2 separate regions of the Homo sapiens genome follow, and region 2 is linked to region 1. Evidence: chromatin loops called from intact Hi-C (ENCODE). Cell type or tissue: OCI-LY7. All regions are shown on one strand. Links, peaks and the distances in the headings refer to the core of each region. The heading gives the core; the rest is flanking DNA. Region 1 overlaps LINC02334 (long intergenic non-protein coding RNA 2334). Region 2 overlaps TRPC4 (transient receptor potential cation channel subfamily C member 4).

Region 1 (5,382 bases), core at 306-5,305:
TGGGCAGATCATTTCAGTCCAGGAGTTCGAGACCAGGGTGGGCAACATGGCAAAACATCATCTCTGCAAAAAATACAGTAATTAGTGGGGTGGTGTGTGAGCCTGTAGCCTCAGCTACTCAGGAGGCTGAGAGGCAGGAGGACCATTGAGCCTGGGAGGTCAAGACTGCAGTGAGCAGTGATCACACCACTGCACTCCAGCCTGGGTGACAGAACAAGACCTTGTCTAAAAAAATAAATACATAAATAAATAAAAGATGTGCCTGAATTTAAGGACTTGCCAGAGAATAATTAACAATCTTTGAGGGAAGATAGTACAATTCAGATAATCTTTAATGTATCTTCCACATCTTCCACCGTAGGCATATAAAAAAATAAATAAAGATGAGCTCCTTTCAAGGTGACTGACTAGAAGCAGCTGGTGTGTGCTGCTCTCACAAAGAGAAGAAAGAGTGGTGAGTGGACCATCCAGGTGGACACATTGGGATTCATCAAGGAAACAATACACAGAAAACAGAAGAATGAGACAGGACAATCATTCACCCAGAAGTGGCATAGAGCCGGGAGATGGCCCTCACCATGGTTAGTAAGTGAGAGTCCCCAGGGAGTCACATTTCTGCCACAGACCTTTGCAACCCTGGGCCCAGGCGATCCCCCATGACACCCGTGCCCCACCAGGGCCTCTGGACTGACATAGACAGCTACATGGAGTGTGGGCAGAACTGCCACTCAGGCACTCATGAAATCCTTGGAGCTTTTCATCCCCAGGCACCCTGGTACCAATGGCTGCAGCTGCGGCAATGGGGGAGGACAGGCTCTCTTGCATGTCCTCAGAATAGGAACACAATCCATGGGGCTAAGCAGTGGGTGGACTGTGGGGCTCTTCTACACAGCCCGTTGCCAGACTGGCCTGGGATCCTAGCATGGTCACAAAAGTCCCACCTGGGCTCTTGAGGAACAGATCTGTACTTCCCTGGCATGGAACTCCTGGAGGGGATGGGCAGGCTGCTGTTTTTGCTGCTCCACAGCCCTCACTCCTGTTGCCCTCAGTCTTGGGAGTGAGCACAGTGATTGGGGACTAACATAGACCCCCAGCACAGTGTACAGACTTGCAGAAAAGCAGCCAGACTCTTTTCCACATGGGTCCTCACCCCTGCTACTCTTCACTGGGCAGCACCTCTTGACCTTGGCCCCCAGCACAACCAACCCGCCCCCACATGAACGCTTTGTCAGTGATGGCTCTGTGTTTCTCTGAGGAGAAAAATCCAAAAGACAATCCATAAGCCTTCTGCTATTGCAGCTGCAGTGGTATGGCCCTTACTACCTTCAGGCTGGGGAAAGAACGAAGGACTTGGTCCTTACACTGGCCCCTCCAGCACACCATCGCCACCATATGGAGAAGAGCCCAGTCTCTCTTCCCCGTAAGCCCCCACTCACCACTGTTCACCAGGCAAGGCCCCTAGTTGGGGACAGCAGAGCAGCTGTCCTACCCCCGGATGAGAATTCCCACTGCTATTGGCTCTATATTTTCCTGAGGTGGGCCTCCCAGAAGCAATTGACATCCCCTCTGTCACTGTCATGGCAGCAGTTCTGCCCTTACTGCACTCAGACTGGGGAAAGAACAAACAGCCTGAGGTCTTCACTCACACTCCTAGCACAACACAGTCATGATATGGAGAGGAGCCCAGTTGTTCCTCCTGGTGAGCCCTTGACCTCCTACTTTTCATCAAGTGAAGCCTCCAGCTTGGGCTAGCAGCGTAGCCACCCCACCCACTGGCTGAACATTCTCAGTAGCAATGGCTTGCGTTTCTCTGAAGTAGGGCTCCCAGGGACAACGGAAAGCACCTCTCCCACTGCCACTGCAGCGGTACTGCCTTGCTGCCCTTGGACTGGGGAAGGGGCAGAGACCTTGAGTGCTTAACCCACATGTCCAGGAAGTGACAGCTGCCCTAAGGAGAGGAGGCCAGTCTGTCTCCTCTGTGAGACCCCTGCCACCCTTGCGCATCACCAGGCAGGGCCTCCAGGCATGGGTTCACAATGTAGCTGCCCCAATCCCAAGCCCATCTCTCCAATTAGTAGTGGCTCTGCATTTCTCTAGGGTGGAGCCCCAAGAGACAAGTGAAAGGCCCTCTGCCACAGCAACTGCCAAGGTCCCTTCCCCTGTTGCCTTCAAGCTGGGGAGGGAAAATAAAGCCTTAGCTCGCCCCTAGCAGCAGTGTGCAGCCCAGGAGTGCCAAGGCCAGACCTTAAGCCAGCACTGGAGTGGGAAAGGGAGCCCACACTTTCAGAGCACTGAGAGGGAGCATGGCTGCAATCATGAAGAAATACAGAGGAGCCACGTGGTGGAGCAAGAGCCCACCTACTGGCCATTACACTTCAGTGCCATCTACTGGATCATAGCCCAAACTCCAACTCCAAAAATGCTTGCTAATATACCCCCCTCTGTGAAAACAACGACAAGATTTCAACAACAAAGACCCTGCACAAAACCTCGGCCCTCAAAAAACATTCAAAAAAGGAGTCTGCACTCAATTACACCACAGTTAAAGGAGCATCAGCCCACACAGATGAGAAAAAACTGGTGCAAGAGCTCTAACAACTAAACTACAGTGTTTTCTTTCCTCCAAATAACTGTACTAGTTCCCAAGGAAGGGTTCTTAACCAGGCAGAAAGGGTGGAAATGACAGAGAGAGAATTCAAAATATGGATAGGAATAAAGGTCATCAAGATTCAGGAGAAAGTCAAAACCCAATCCAAGGAATCTAACAATTACAATAAAACAATACAGGAGTTGAAAGACAAAATGGCCATTATAAGAAAGAACCAAACTGATCTGATAGAGCTAAAAAACACACTAAAGAATTCCTTAATGTAATTGCAAGTATTAACAGCAGAATAGACCAAGCTGAAGAAAGAATCTCAGAGCTCACAGGCAACATCTCTGAACTCAGTCAGACAAAAATAAGAATAAAGAAGAATGAACAAAACCTCCGAGAAATATGGGATTATGTAGAGACCAAATCTATGACTCACTGGCATCCTTGAAAGAGAGGAGGAGAAAGCAAGCAACTTGGAAAACATATTTCAGGATATCATCTATGAAGACTTCCCCAACATCGCTATGGAGAACAACATTCAAAATCAGGAAATGCAGAAAATCCCTGTGAGATTCTATATAAGAAGACCATCCACGAGCCACATGGTCGTCAGATTCTTCAAGGCCAAAACAAAAGAAAAAATGTTAAAGGAAGCTAGAGAGAAGAGGCAGATCACCTACAAAGGAAACCTCATTAGGCTAACAGCAGATCATTCAGCAGAAATCCCACAAGCCAGAAGAGATTAGGAGTGTGTATTCAGCATTATTAAGGAAAAGAAATTTCAACCAAGAATCTCATATCTAGCCAAACTTAGTTTCATTAGCGAAGGAGAAATAAGATCCTATTCAGACAAGCAAATGCTAAGGGAATTCAGTACCACCAGACATGCTCTATAAGAGATCCTGAAGCAAGTGCCAAATATAGAACAGAAAGACTGTTACTGACCACTGCAAAAGCACACTAAAAACGTAGACCATTGACACTGTAAAGCAACCACACAAATAAAGCTGCATAATAACCAGCTAACAGCACAATGACAGGATCAAATCAGCAAATACCAATATTAACCTTGAAAGTGAAGGGGCTAAGTGCCCCAATGAAAAGTCACAGAGTGGCAAGTTGGATAAAGAGCAAGACCCTGGCCAGGCAGGTGACTCATGCCTGTAATCTCAGCACTTTGGGAAGCTGACACAGGTGAATCAAGAATTCAAGACCAGTCTGGCCAACATGGTGAAACCCCATCTCTATTAAAATACAAAAATTAGCCCTGGACATGGTGGTGCTCATCTATAGTCCCAGGTACTAGGGAGGCTGAGGCGGGCGGATCAGTTGAACCCAGGAGGCAGAGGTTGCAGTGAGCTGAGATCATGCCACTGCGCTTCAGCCTAAAAAAAAAAAAAAAAAAAAAAAAAAAAAGCATGATCCAACTGTATGCTGTCTTCAACAGACATATCTCACATGGATCCATAGGCTTAAAGTAAAGGGATGAAGAAAAATCTACCAAGCCAATGGAAAACAGAAAATAGCTGGGGTTGACAGTCGAATTTCAGTCAAAACAGACTTTAAACCAACAATGATCAAGAAAGACAAAGGAAGACATTACAGAATAGTAAAGGGTTCAATACAACAGAAAGATGTTACTATTGTAAATATATATGCATCCAACACAGGAGAATCCAGATTCATAAAGCAAGTTCTTAGAGACCTATGAAGAGATGTAGATAACTGGACAATAATAGTAGTAGACTTCAACACCCCACAGACAGTATATTACACAGATCACTGAGGCAGAAAACTCACAAAAATATCCAGGATTCAAACTCAACATTGACCAAATGGACTCAATACACATCTGTAGAACTCTCCACCAAACAACACCAGAATATATATTCTACTCATCTGCACAGAGCACACACTGCAAAAGAGAAAACACAATTAGCCATAAAATAATCCTCAGGAAATCAAAAACAAACAAACAAAAACAAAATCATACAAATCACACTCTCAAACCACAGCACAATAAAAATAGAAATTATTACTTAAAAAACCCTCAAAACCATAAAATTACATGGAAATTTTTAAAAGCCCTGCTTTTGAATGACCTTTGTATAAACAATAAAGTCAAAGCAGAAATCAAGAAATTTTTTGAAGTTAAGAAGAATAAAGATACAACATACCAGAATCTCTGAGACACAGTAAAAACAGCATTAAGAGGGGTGTTTATACTGCTAAATGCCACATCAAAAAGTTAGAAAGACCTCCAATTAATAATCTCACAGCACACTTAGAAGAACTAGAGAAATCAGAGCAAGCAACCTCAAAGCTAGCAGAAGACAAGGATTAACAAAAATCAAAGCTGAATGGAAGGATATTGAGAAGCAGAAAACTGTACAAAAGTTCAACAAATATAAGAATTGATCCTTTGAAGGAATAGATTAGATAGATAGACCCCTAGTCAGAATAATAAAGAAAAAAGGGGGAAGATCCAAATAAACAAAATCAGAAATGACAAAGGTGAACACTACCACTAACCCTACAAAAATACAAAAAGCCCCTAGAAACTACTGTGAACACCTAAATGCACACGACATAGAAAACCTAGAAGAAACTGATAAATTCCTGAAAACATACAACCTCCCAATATTGCACCAAGAAGAAATTAAAACCCTGAACAGACCAATAATGAGTTCTGAAATTTAATCAGTAATAAAAAGCCTACCAACCAGAAAAATCCCAGGACCAGATGGATTCACAGATGAATTCTACCAGACATATTAAGAAGACCT
Region 2 (5,382 bases), core at 88-5,087, 390 kb before region 1:
CTTAAGAATCCTCTCTCCTTAGAAGCCTGTTCTGCCTCCCATCAGTCCTGAGCTGCCTCCTATCTCCAACCCCAGTCAAGGTCCCCTCTTCCATACTTTCATGACATCCTCAAATTTCTTTTCTCAATATTGAAATTATTTATTGCTTTTTATCTCTACTATATCATTTTTTTGTTGAAAACAGGGACTTTTTAATTCTTTGTATCCCGAAAATTAAGCATGTTTATGGCATATAGTAGGTGCACAATAAATATTCAATCAATTAACAAATGAGTGAATGGAAAGCAGTCTTTAGTTGGGGCCTACATAAGTGCTTCTGCCTTTCAACAGTTAAATTTTCCTCTTTTTCATGGTTTACCGATGGCTCTGAGTTACAGTTAACAAGAAAAAGAAAGAAAGAGGAAGAAAGAAAGAAAGAAGAAAGAAGAAAGAAAGAAAAAGAAAGGAAGGAAGGAAGGAAGAAAGAAAAAGAGAAAATTCTGCTATTCTGGGACAGGTGTAAGCAAATGCTTGGCATGTTCGTGCCCCCAAGGAGACTTCATGCATGGAGTCCTGGGAATCACACCTGTCTCAGGTTCTCAGTGACTCTTTGGTTCTCCATAGTCTTAGGGTTTGGGCTAAGTCTAAATAGAGAGTTGAAGATGATTCTTATCTCTGTAATGAAGTTACCTAGAAAAGCACACCTCACAAAGAAGCAATAAGAAAATGTCATAATATTCTTAAATAGTGTTTTCTCCTTGATGAAATTGGGACATTTAATGTTTTAAAAGATCCAAATTGCTGGCAGCTTCCTTGTATCTAGCTTGATAATTAAAGGCCTTCTAATTTGTTGTTGTTGCTGACGTTCTGGAAAACAGAACGCACATTTTGGAAATATGTTGATTAGGAGAATATAGAACTTCTGACACAAAAATTTAGAGTCTATTTATAAAAATTTCAGATCGTAAGATGCTTAAATGAAATTCAAAGTATCCACAAATTCGGGTATTAACCTCCAAATCCTAGGACCTACCTATTTCCAGAGGAATTTTTTATGCATTTGGAATACTTTAGTCTGTGAATCAATAAATAAAAACCATCTATTCTCATGTTCTATGCAGTTTTTCATCAGTGATGAGTGTCTTATGAGAAAAATTGCCTCCCTAAGGATGGTTGAAGTAAAATTCAGAGTTTTGCTTGACAAAAAAACAGTAATAACACTTCAGAGATTTAACCATAGATTCAAAGGTGTAATGGAATGTAATTATTTATGAAGAAAATGGGAAAACTATAATTACGATTATAAAATGCTACTTGTCTAAGGTATAAATATGAAAGACTTAACTATATTTCATTCCACTAAGAGTTCTGTTTTGCTGCTATTGCTAGTGGTCCTAGACGTATATCACTAGTATATAAGTTCAAGCAGATAAGTTCAACTTTGTCTTTCTTGTGCATTGCTGTATTTCTGGTGCCCAGAACAGTACTGGAAAACACAGTATGTACCCAGTAATTATGTATTGAATGAATAAATAAATAACTTGTGCTACGTTGTTTAGATTCCAGAGTTTCAAAAAAACATGTATTGTATCGTGTATTATCCTACAGAAGTTAATATTACTTCTCTTAATACATTGCTTTCCCTGAGCTTTAAGAAATTGAAAATCCTGTGGCTTCTCCCCTTCCCAGACTCCTCTCTGGGTTATCTTTTGTATCTTCCCCTGTAGGGATGACTTCGCTTATATGAGAGTGGTAGGTTAAATGGACCGACAGGAGGCAAAACCTATTGTACACGGCGCAGAGATGAGCTGCTTGTTTATTAGTCAGACCTCAGCTACTACTTCCCATAGCCAATGGCTGCCTGGCAAAATGGATTTGGTTTATCTTTGTAATCATGTGTAACATGACAAAATCAGATTAATTTATAGCTACATATAGTGTGCTACTGCTCAGAAATTTCAAATTAACCATTTATAATTCTTATCTGTCTAATCAATAGCTAATTATAGATTTTATTTACGATGATAAGAAGATGGAGTATAGCTAAGAACAACACATTCTAGAGGAAACATTGAATTAAAATAAAGCTGGTCAACTTACAGCAATCAGTTGGTAAGAATTATTCATCATAGCTATTAACATGTTGAGTAGAACAACCAGAGAGATGACATTGTATGTCCCAAACATGGTGGCACCAACAAACTCAGTAAATTCATGCTGTGCTTTGACATTGGTCACATATAAATTGATGAGCCCAAATATTGACCAAAACAGGGACTGCAGTGTCTCAAATAACCTGTAATAAAGATAAAATGATACTAATAGCTATATTAATGGAATCATTATACATGGGATAAAACAATAAAGCTTGGCATGATTATATATATATATATATATAATTAACTTAAACATTAATATCAACAGTAAAATAACCTTTTAGGACAATTATAAAATTAAACGATAAAAAGAGTGAAATAAAACTGTTTTCCTCAAACTAGTAGAAATGGTGTACTTAAATTTCCCAAGAGCTTTGAAAGCTAAATTTAGTTTCCTAGGGCAGAGAGAGGCAAATGTGGCATGGGTACTGAGTTAAGAATGGTTTTCACTTTCTAAAATGGTTGGGAAAAAAATCAAAAGAGTGATATTTTATGACATGAAAATTATGTAAAATTCACATCTCTATATCCATAAATAAAATTTTATTGAAACACATCCATTCTCATTCATTTATGCATTTTCTATAGCTTCTTTTGTGCTACAATGGCAGAAGAAAGTAGTTATAGCAGAGAACATATGGCTCAGAAAACCTAAAATATTTACTATCTGCTCCTTTTCATAGAACATTTGTCAATCTCTGTCCTAGGGCACTAAGTCATCACTAATAAATGATAGATCCCAAATTTTAGGCTTTAAAAAGTTTGCTCTTTTACTGATTTTGCTTTGGTTGTAGGAGAATTGAGAACATTATAATTACTACAGATTTCTATGTTTACAACTAAAATTGGACATAATGCATCTTGTAAGATGGTAAAGAGTCTCAGAATGCTTACGTAATAAAATTTGATGGGTTTTTGGTTTTTTTGGTATTTCAAGGAACATTTTATTTATTCTAGCCAATGAATGAACTCTGGCTATTTTATTGAAAATAATGTCCCTTTAACTTACTCCAAAAAATGAAATAAGCTGAGGACTATCTGAACTCAAATGGAGAATTGTTTGTTTCAAAGGGACCATAATAATACATTAATATAGTGTAATAAAACGATGATAGAGATTTCATACTTCTTGGTAAATCGTTAAAATGAGACTATATTTAAATTACAAAAATAAAATGAAAACCTTCTCATACACGGCATGATGACTAAGGAGGTAGGATTTCTGTCTATTGGGAGATTAGCATTAGATTGGAATGGTGTTGCAGAACCAAGTCAATTATGGCTTCTGGCAACTCCCAGCCCCAGTGGCATTGTCCCCTGTATGCCCTTTTATGGAAAGGTAGTCCTTGTGTAAGACTCTGGAGCTTCTCACCCAATACCTCCATGGACTAAGTCAATCATGGTCAAGTGACCCAAGGAGAGAAAATTCATATAAGGCCAGTGGCCTGTGGCATGCATTAAGGCAAAAAAGATCAGAATTCCCCTCTAGAGAAGTTTGCCTTAAAAATATCAAGATAATTGCCCAAAGGGGTTGGGATGACAGGGGTTATGATGTGGAGTCAGAGTCACTGGAATGACGGGATGCCAAAGGTTTGAGACAGCACAAACTAAGAAGCAGAGAATTGAGGATGAATAAGCCAGGCAATAAGTAAACTCGGAATAAGGATGAAGTAGCTGACTCATTTTAATGCTGACACACAGAGTAACAATCCCATGGCCCAGCACTACGTCAACTCCGGCTCTTCCCAAAGCTGGGGCTTGCTCTAGGTTCTGCCCTTGCAAAGATAAACCCTTACTCAGAAGACTGAAGGGCTATAATTCTTTGCATGTTTTTTTATAACTAAATGCCTGTTACTTGAAATAAGCTGTGAATTCTAGTGCATATAACCAGGAGATTCCAGCTAAATATGCCTAATTGGCATTCAGGATGGAAATTGCTTTTTTAAAAAGGTAAAAAATTTCATATTTTTAATTGAGCAACTAATTTTAAGACAGAAAATTTAACTATTTATTTTCTAGACCTGTAAAATGACGGAACAACAGATTATTGTGAAGGAGAAAGGGCACTGATCTGATCAACTTTAGCCAGACTGTGATTCTTAAATGGAATGCTGTGCATTCTACGAGGAGGTGATCACATATTCTTAGAGGAAAACCCAGGTGCCAGATTCCAACAATAATAGAGAGAATTCAATCTGACTCATTGGCCCTAGACAAAGGCCACTAAAGCTACTCTTTGAAAATTTCTCAGGAAAAAGTAAATTTGGCCCATGGCCATGAATTCTTTATTTTTAGTAACTTTAAAGACAACTTCTAAAATTAATCATAGTGTCCTTTGGATTTAATGTGAAAGAATTGTATTCTTTCTTTCCAAATAGTTTATGTTCTCACTGTGAGTATACACATAAAAATCAGCTGGTTTTCCTGACATGAATAGCAATTTAAGGAAAGTTGTAAGTTAAATATTATAAGTTATACAATATATAGTGTAAAATGTTACCACATAAACCCCATTACAGGTTCTTTTTCAAATAAAAACAATGATGCAGAATAAACCACTTATTATTTTGAATAGTACACATTTGCTCCTGTCTACATAGTAACTACTAATTTTAGGAAACATTAATAAATACTTTTGCAAAATATTTATTGATGTTTAAAAAAATTTAAAGGGGAAAATTCTAAATAAAGTGACATTTCATGATTACTTATAGATTATTTCTTTCTTTTATTTTCCTTCTTTTAGTGGAATAAGTCAGTGGTGAGATTTAAAGACTAGTTCCACTTAACTAAAATATATTTATTTCTCAGAGGAATTAAGACCCTGGCCTTAGTGTTTCTCAATGAATTGTTCAGATAACAGGTGGATTTTTAAAAAATCAGTCTAAGTTAACATTTCAAAGCCACTGCTTTCAGAAATGTTTTTGTCATTAGTAATTCCCAAATCTATTGAGACCAACATTGCCCATACATTGAAGGATCATTACTTAAAGTATCACATCTCAGAATGCCTTTACGTGACTAATATTTTTCTTGTTCTGTGGTAAGATATGAACTGAAAACTCTCCAAGATAATGCTACAATTTAATTAAGTGACATTTAGTATAAAACTTGGGTTGAAGACTAAATCCTAACAGTCTGTATGGGTGGACTTAGGTCCTGCCTTCCTAATGATAGCATTTTATCTCTTGCTTTGAATATATTGCTCAACATATGCTTTATACAATTAGCTTGTTTCCCTGATTAT

What was found. Hi-C counts contacts between places; a loop is a spot of excess contacts. Peaks named below come from ENCODE experiments on the same cell type or tissue, not always from the same donor. Only the 100,000 strongest peaks of a DNase experiment are listed, where the experiment ranks them.
Region 2: it touches region 1 in a loop (2.2-fold over the local background); 12 of 110 quality-filtered maps call a loop at or near these places.

What each region holds. Positions count from the first base shown.
Region 1 is chr13:38,043,590-38,048,971 of GRCh38, forward strand. The region is part of intron 3 of LINC02334 (long intergenic non-protein coding RNA 2334); the gene reads left to right. Among named protein-coding and RNA genes, the nearest start is that of LINC00571, 97 kb to the right of the region's middle. In OCI-LY7, for the core only: CTCF peaks have their summits at 2,386 (motif pointing left) and 2,589; a DNase peak (open chromatin) is centred at 2,352.
Region 2 is chr13:37,653,009-37,658,390 of GRCh38, forward strand. TRPC4 (transient receptor potential cation channel subfamily C member 4) reads right to left here. Exons shown (of 11, transcript NM_016179.4): 7 at 2,080-2,275. Among named protein-coding and RNA genes, the nearest start is that of POSTN, 57 kb to the left of the region's middle. In OCI-LY7, for the core only: no CTCF peak of the experiment used is centred there; no DNase peak of the experiment used is centred there.